2 separate regions of the Homo sapiens genome follow, and region 1 is linked to region 2. The links are chromatin contacts, found by Hi-C in ENCODE. All regions are on one chromosome and are shown on one strand. The core of a region is the stretch at or near the end of the contact, and the rest is flanking DNA. Distances in the headings are between cores, read along the strand shown. Region 1 holds the start of PITX2 (paired like homeodomain 2). Region 2 holds the start of LEF1-AS1 (LEF1 antisense RNA 1).

Evidence for each region. Hi-C counts contacts between places; a loop is a spot of excess contacts on that map. Pooled maps may share reads with other maps.
Region 1: a loop to region 2 is called in a map of ascending aorta, with 5 times the contacts of the local background. The contact joins the promoter of PITX2 here to the promoter of LEF1-AS1 in region 2. A Hi-C loop is called at or near these places in 1 of 168 maps with a recorded cell type or tissue (ascending aorta), 3 of 37 single-sample maps with no recorded cell type and 3 of 50 pooled maps.

What each region holds. Positions count from the first base shown.
Region 1 is chr4:110,621,724-110,624,423 of GRCh38, reverse strand. PITX2 (paired like homeodomain 2) reads left to right here and starts at 1,347. Exons shown (of 3, transcript NM_000325.6): 1 at 1,347-2,168. The coding sequence starts at 1,964. RefSeq lists a silencer at 1,287-1,376.
Region 2 is chr4:108,166,098-108,168,872 of GRCh38, reverse strand. LEF1-AS1 (LEF1 antisense RNA 1) reads right to left here and starts at 1,348. Exons shown (of 3, transcript NR_029374.1): 1 at 1,040-1,348. It overlaps LEF1 (lymphoid enhancer binding factor 1), which reads left to right. Exons shown (of 12, transcript NM_016269.5): 1 at 1-1,318. The coding sequence starts at 1,106. It overlaps LOC124900752, which reads right to left and starts at 934. Exons shown (of 2, transcript XM_047416528.1): 1 at 1-934. The coding sequence starts at 373. RefSeq lists enhancers at 252-341, 1,369-1,870 and a silencer at 1,748-1,987.

The DNA.
Region 1 (2,700 bases), core at 98-2,597, 2.5 Mb before region 2:
ATGCTGGGGGACAAAAGGACTTTCAAAAATTATTTTGAATATGTTTGGATTTCTTTCTTTAATTTCTTTGGAAATTAAATTTGCTTGGAAACAGTGCTATAAAGAGTTGATGTCTCCAAAGGTGATTTTTTTTGTTTTATATAAATAAGGTTTTGCTTTTGCTAGTTGAGCGCAGTTCTAGGCTTTTCGCCCTTAGCTCACACACACCCCTTCTGCCTGCTTGGACTTTAATGGCTCAAGACAGCCTTGAGCTCACTGGGAAAAGAAAATGACTGTTAAAAATTATCCTTGAAATTGGTTATTTGGCAACATTCTTAATTGTATGGAAATTCATTAAGGCATATTTCATATATAATTAGCTCAAGGTTGTTGATTCTACAGGCTTTATGGATTTAAATCTGATTGATAATAAAGTAAACAAGAGAGTCGAATTTAAAGCGTGGCTCTCTCGGGTTAGGACGAGCTTAATACAGTGTACAAGGAATTTGAAAGATCTAGGATATGTGTCTTAATCAACGTTAAGTAGAATGGATAAGCTTTCAGCATTTTGAAAACGCTGGGTTAGGGTTTCTCTTCTATTGTGTGTTTTCTGTCTGGGGACTAATAAGCATCACAGAGAACGTGATCTGAGGCGACTTTTTATTCTTGTATAAATCCAGAGTGAACCACCAAACAGTTGTTCGTTTAAAGTCAAGGTAATTTTCTTTTGACGGGTCCATTTGCTTCTCGATTTCTAATTTATTAGCCTGCCTTTTCAGGGCTCTGTCTTCTTTGCAATTAAAGCTTCTTCAGATTAGCGCAGCATTCACTTGACAGGCTGTTTGGAAAATTTAAGATCGGAGAGGTGATTTGTTGCTGTTTTTCAAATTTTCTAGTTTTAAGTAACGTGTCTCCTTTTTATATGGGGTGGGGGATTGGAAATGGATGTAGTGAGACACAAAGAGTGGGTGTCTTGTTGATCCTTGTACCTTTCTCTTCTTGACCATTCCACTCTCTTCTCCCAAGCCTTCGACTCCTAGCCTCATCTCTTCACCTTTGGGTTCGTACTAAAAGCCGGATCGCCTTGGGCTGGGCAGGAGCTGAATTCCCGGGAGCTTGCCTGTGTAGACCCAGTGCGCACGGCGAGGCAGTAGCCCGGCCCCGCACTGCTGATAGGTGCAGGCAGGACAGTCCCTCCACCGCGGCTCGGGGCGTCCTGATTGGTGCGGAGCCACGTCAGTCGCACCCGGAGAAGGGTCTGGGAGGAGGCGGAGGCGGAGAGGGCTGGGGAGGGCCGCGGCGGAGTGACGTCTCGGCACCAGGAAGCCCGCCTCTGGTTTTAAGATGTTAGGCCAACAGGGAAGCGCGGAGCCGCAGATCTGGTCCGTCGCTCGCCTGGGTGCCTGGAGCTGAGCTGCGGCAAGGCCCGGCTCCTGTTCGACCGCCCGAGGGGTGTGCGTGTGCGCGTTGCGGAGGGTGCGCTCAGAGGGCCGCGTCGTGGCTGCAGCGGCTGCTGCCGCCGCAGGGGATCTAATATCACCTACCTGTCCCTGTCACTCTTGACACTTCTCTGTCAGGGCTGCCGCGTGGGGGGGGGGCGGGCAGAGCGCGGTCGGCGTTAGCTTTCCTTATTGGAGGGGTTCTTGGGGGAGGGAGGGAGAGAAGAAGGGGGTCTTTGCCCACTCTTGTTTCGCTTTGGAGCTTGGAAGCCTGCTCCCTAAAGACGCTCTGAGTGGTGCCCTTCTGCCCACATCCCATGTCTTCGTTTGCCCGCTGACTTTCCGTCTCCGGACTTTTTCGCTTGAGCCTTCCGGAGGAGACGGGGGCAGCTTGGCTTGAGAACTCGGCGGGGGTTGCGTCCCCTGGCTCTCCCCGCAGCGGGGAAACTCCGCGCCTAGAGCGCGACCCGGAGCGGGCAGCGGCGGCTACGGGGGCTCGGCGGGGCAGTAGCCAAGGACTAGTAGAGCGTCGCGCTCCCTCGTCCATGAACTGCATGAAAGGCCCGCTTCACTTGGAGCACCGAGCAGCGGGGACCAAGCTGTCGGCCGTCTCCTCATCTTCCTGTCACCATCCCCAGCCGTTAGCCATGGCTTCGGTTCTGGCTCCCGGTCAGCCCCGGTCGCTGGACTCCTCCAAGCACAGGCTGGAGGTGCACACCATCTCCGACACCTCCAGCCCGGAGGCCGCAGGTAAGGCGCCGCGCCGCCCTGCAGACATTCCCGCTCAGCTGCTCTGCGCCACCCGCTCCCTCTCGCCCCAAGGAAGTCAGCCCCTCCGGGGGGAGGCGTGGTGGGAGTGGTCGTTCGCCTGGCTCCCCGCAGAACTTCCGGGAGCCGGAATTTTGACTACCCCGCATCCCTTTAGTTCTCCCTCGACCGGCCCGGCTCCTGGGGCGCTAAGGGCGCGAGCAATTCTGCCGCCCTCTCTATTCGTACCCTGGCCTCCCTTCTGTTTCCTGGGTCACAAAAATCCCAGCATCTTGATTCGAGGACCTTCAGAGGCCGCCGACCTCTGTCCCTGTTTTCCTCTCGGCTTTCAGCTCCCGAGGAGCTCCACTCGTTAGGAAATTGCCTGAAACCACTCAGAAATGCCCTTCGCGAAGAGGCATTTTTTTTTTTTTTTTGGGAAAGGGCCGGCGAACTTCGGTGCCCAACCGAATCCCCACATCTTTTCCTAGCCTTCCCAAACCGCATGGAAATCTGAGCTTTCTGCGAGGGGGAG
Region 2 (2,775 bases), core at 99-2,598:
GGCTGCGCGCTCTCGGGCCGAGGAACCAGGACGCGCCCGGAGCCTCGCACGCGGCCAAGCTCGGGGCGTCCCCTCCCCTCGGCCGGGCGAACTCAAGGGGCGCAGCTCTTTGCTTTGACAGAGCTGGCCGGCGGAGGCGTGCAGAGCGGCGAGCCGGCGAGCCAGGCTGAGAAACTCGAGCCGGGAACAAAGAGGGGTCGGACTGAGTGTGTGTGTCGGCTCGAGCTCCGGGCAGAGGCATTTGGGCCCGAGGCCCCCGCTGTGACTCCCCGAGACTCCGCAGTGCCCTCCACTGCGGAGTCCCCGCGCTTGCCGGCAAAAACTTTATTCTTGGCAAACTTCTCTTTCTCTTCCCCTCCTCCTCGGCCCCCATCTTCTGCTCCTCCTCCTTCTCTAGCAGATTAAATGAGCCTCGAGAAGAAAAACCGAAGCGAAAGGGAAGAAAATAAGAAGATCTAAAACGGACATCTCCAGCGTGGGTGGCTCCTTTTTCTTTTTCTTTTTTTCCCACCCTTCAGGAAGTGGACGTTTCGTTATCTTCTGATCCTTGCACCTTCTTTTGGGGCAAACGGGGCCCTTCTGCCCAGATCCCCTCTCTTTTCTCGGAAAACAAACTACTAAGTCGGCATCCGGGGTAACTACAGTGGAGAGGGTTTCCGCGGAGACGCGCCGCCGGACCCTCCTCTGCACTTTGGGGAGGCGTGCTCCCTCCAGAACCGGCGTTCTCCGCGCGCAAATCCCGGCGACGCGGGGTCGCGGGGTGGCCGCCGGGGCAGCCTCGTCTAGCGCGCGCCGCGCAGACGCCCCCGGAGTCGCCAGCTACCGCAGCCCTCGCCGCCCAGTGCCCTTCGGCCTCGGGGGCGGGCGCCTGCGTCGGTCTCCGCGAAGCGGGAAAGCGCGGCGGCCGCCGGGATTCGGGCGCCGCGGCAGCTGCTCCGGCTGCCGGCCGGCGGCCCCGCGCTCGCCCGCCCCGCTTCCGCCCGCTGTCCTGCTGCACGAACCCTTCCAACTCTCCTTTCCTCCCCCACCCTTGAGTTACCCCTCTGTCTTTCCTGCTGTTGCGCGGGTGCTCCCACAGCGGAGCGGAGATTACAGAGCCGCCGGGATGCCCCAACTCTCCGGAGGAGGTGGCGGCGGCGGGGGGGACCCGGAACTCTGCGCCACGGACGAGATGATCCCCTTCAAGGACGAGGGCGATCCTCAGAAGGAAAAGATCTTCGCCGAGATCAGTCATCCCGAAGAGGAAGGCGATTTAGCTGACATCAAGTCTTCCTTGGTGAACGAGTCTGAAATCATCCCGGCCAGCAACGGACACGAGGTGAGCGGGCCGCTGCCCCAGTTCCGAGAGGCGTGGCGGGTCCCTGGGAAACTCAGAGAGGGAGGAAGGGAACGAAGGCGCCCGGCCGCCCGGCTGAGGGTCCCGAGTAGATCCCTCGTTTGTTTTGGGGTGTGTGCGTAGCTGGGCCCCCGGTCCGCAGTGTGTGTGTGTGTGTGTGTGTGTGTGTGTGTGTGTGTGTGTGTAGGATGGGAGGTAGAGGGGCAGGGTAACTTATTCCAAATGGATCAGTTTAGGGGGTTCGGTGGCTGAACGGTTGGTTCGCGGGCAGGAACCCACAATGTTTCGCCTTCGGTCTTTTTGTTGGGCTGAGGGGTGCCGTGCTTTAAAGCGAGTAGGGCTGAATAACGCTACTGATAAATTCTTCCGTGGGACGGAAAACAAAGTGCACACGCTATCTCTTGGTAGATGTCTCTGCAAAAGTGCGTTAAACCACCAAAGGCTTAGGTGGAGACGAGCAGAGCCACAGGCGGGAGGAAGGGGAGGCGGGCGTGGGCTGGGGCAGGCGGGGCCGTCCCTACCACCGGTGAGCCGGGCCGCGGGGAGCAGGCCGGCCGATGGGGCGCGCACCCGGGCTGCGGGGGCGGTGCGGGGTTCAGTCCCTGCGGCCCCAGCGCCTGGGCTAGCAGCTGGGAGCTGTGGGTGCGCCGAGCCGACCCACCGCAAGGGTACACCCTGGCTGTACCGCCCCCAACTCTAGTTTTCTCCAACCGCCATCACTTGGAAACAAACCCACAACTTTTATTTGGGGTTTGGGACCGGATCAGGCCTTAAATCTACGCAGAAGAAAGGCGGAGAAGCAGCGGAAGCCGGGCACTAGTCCTGCAGGGTGGAAGGCGCTTTATCGGGTCTTCTGGCCCGCTGCGGGCGATAGAGCTGGTAACCTGAGTAGAGTAAATAGAGACACGTGGGTGCTGGCTAGAGAAAGCGCGGAGCAGGGCCGCGCTGGAGGGCTGTTTGAAGCCTAGTCCAGAGCTGGTCTAGGGGGCGGATGGACCCTGATACCCGACACTCCACTGGTCACCCTTGTTCCACAACTGGGAAACCCTCTGGAGGAAATCCGGTAGAAAAGTCCTGACACCCGAATGATTTAACCAACGCCTTTTCCCTCCAAAGAAACTTGGAGGATATACCTTTTTTTCCTTAAATGGCATCTTTCTACCCCCAAAAAGAAAGTGTGTGGTTTTGAGGGCGGGGACATTTTGGGTTTTAAACAGCGCGTTTAAGAACACCTCAGATCTGCCTTCTCTATCCCAATGGCAGAGGTGAGTACGAATTTTGAAAGGCTGGGGGCCTGCGTTCAGAGAACAGAATGGTGTTCTTTACCCGTTGAATCCAGTTTGAGCGGGCTGGGGGCGGGGGTAGGGTGCACCTAACCCCGCGTAAAAGATTTGTGACTACTGTGTGCTGGGAAAAGGAGGTCAAAGGGAGGACACACG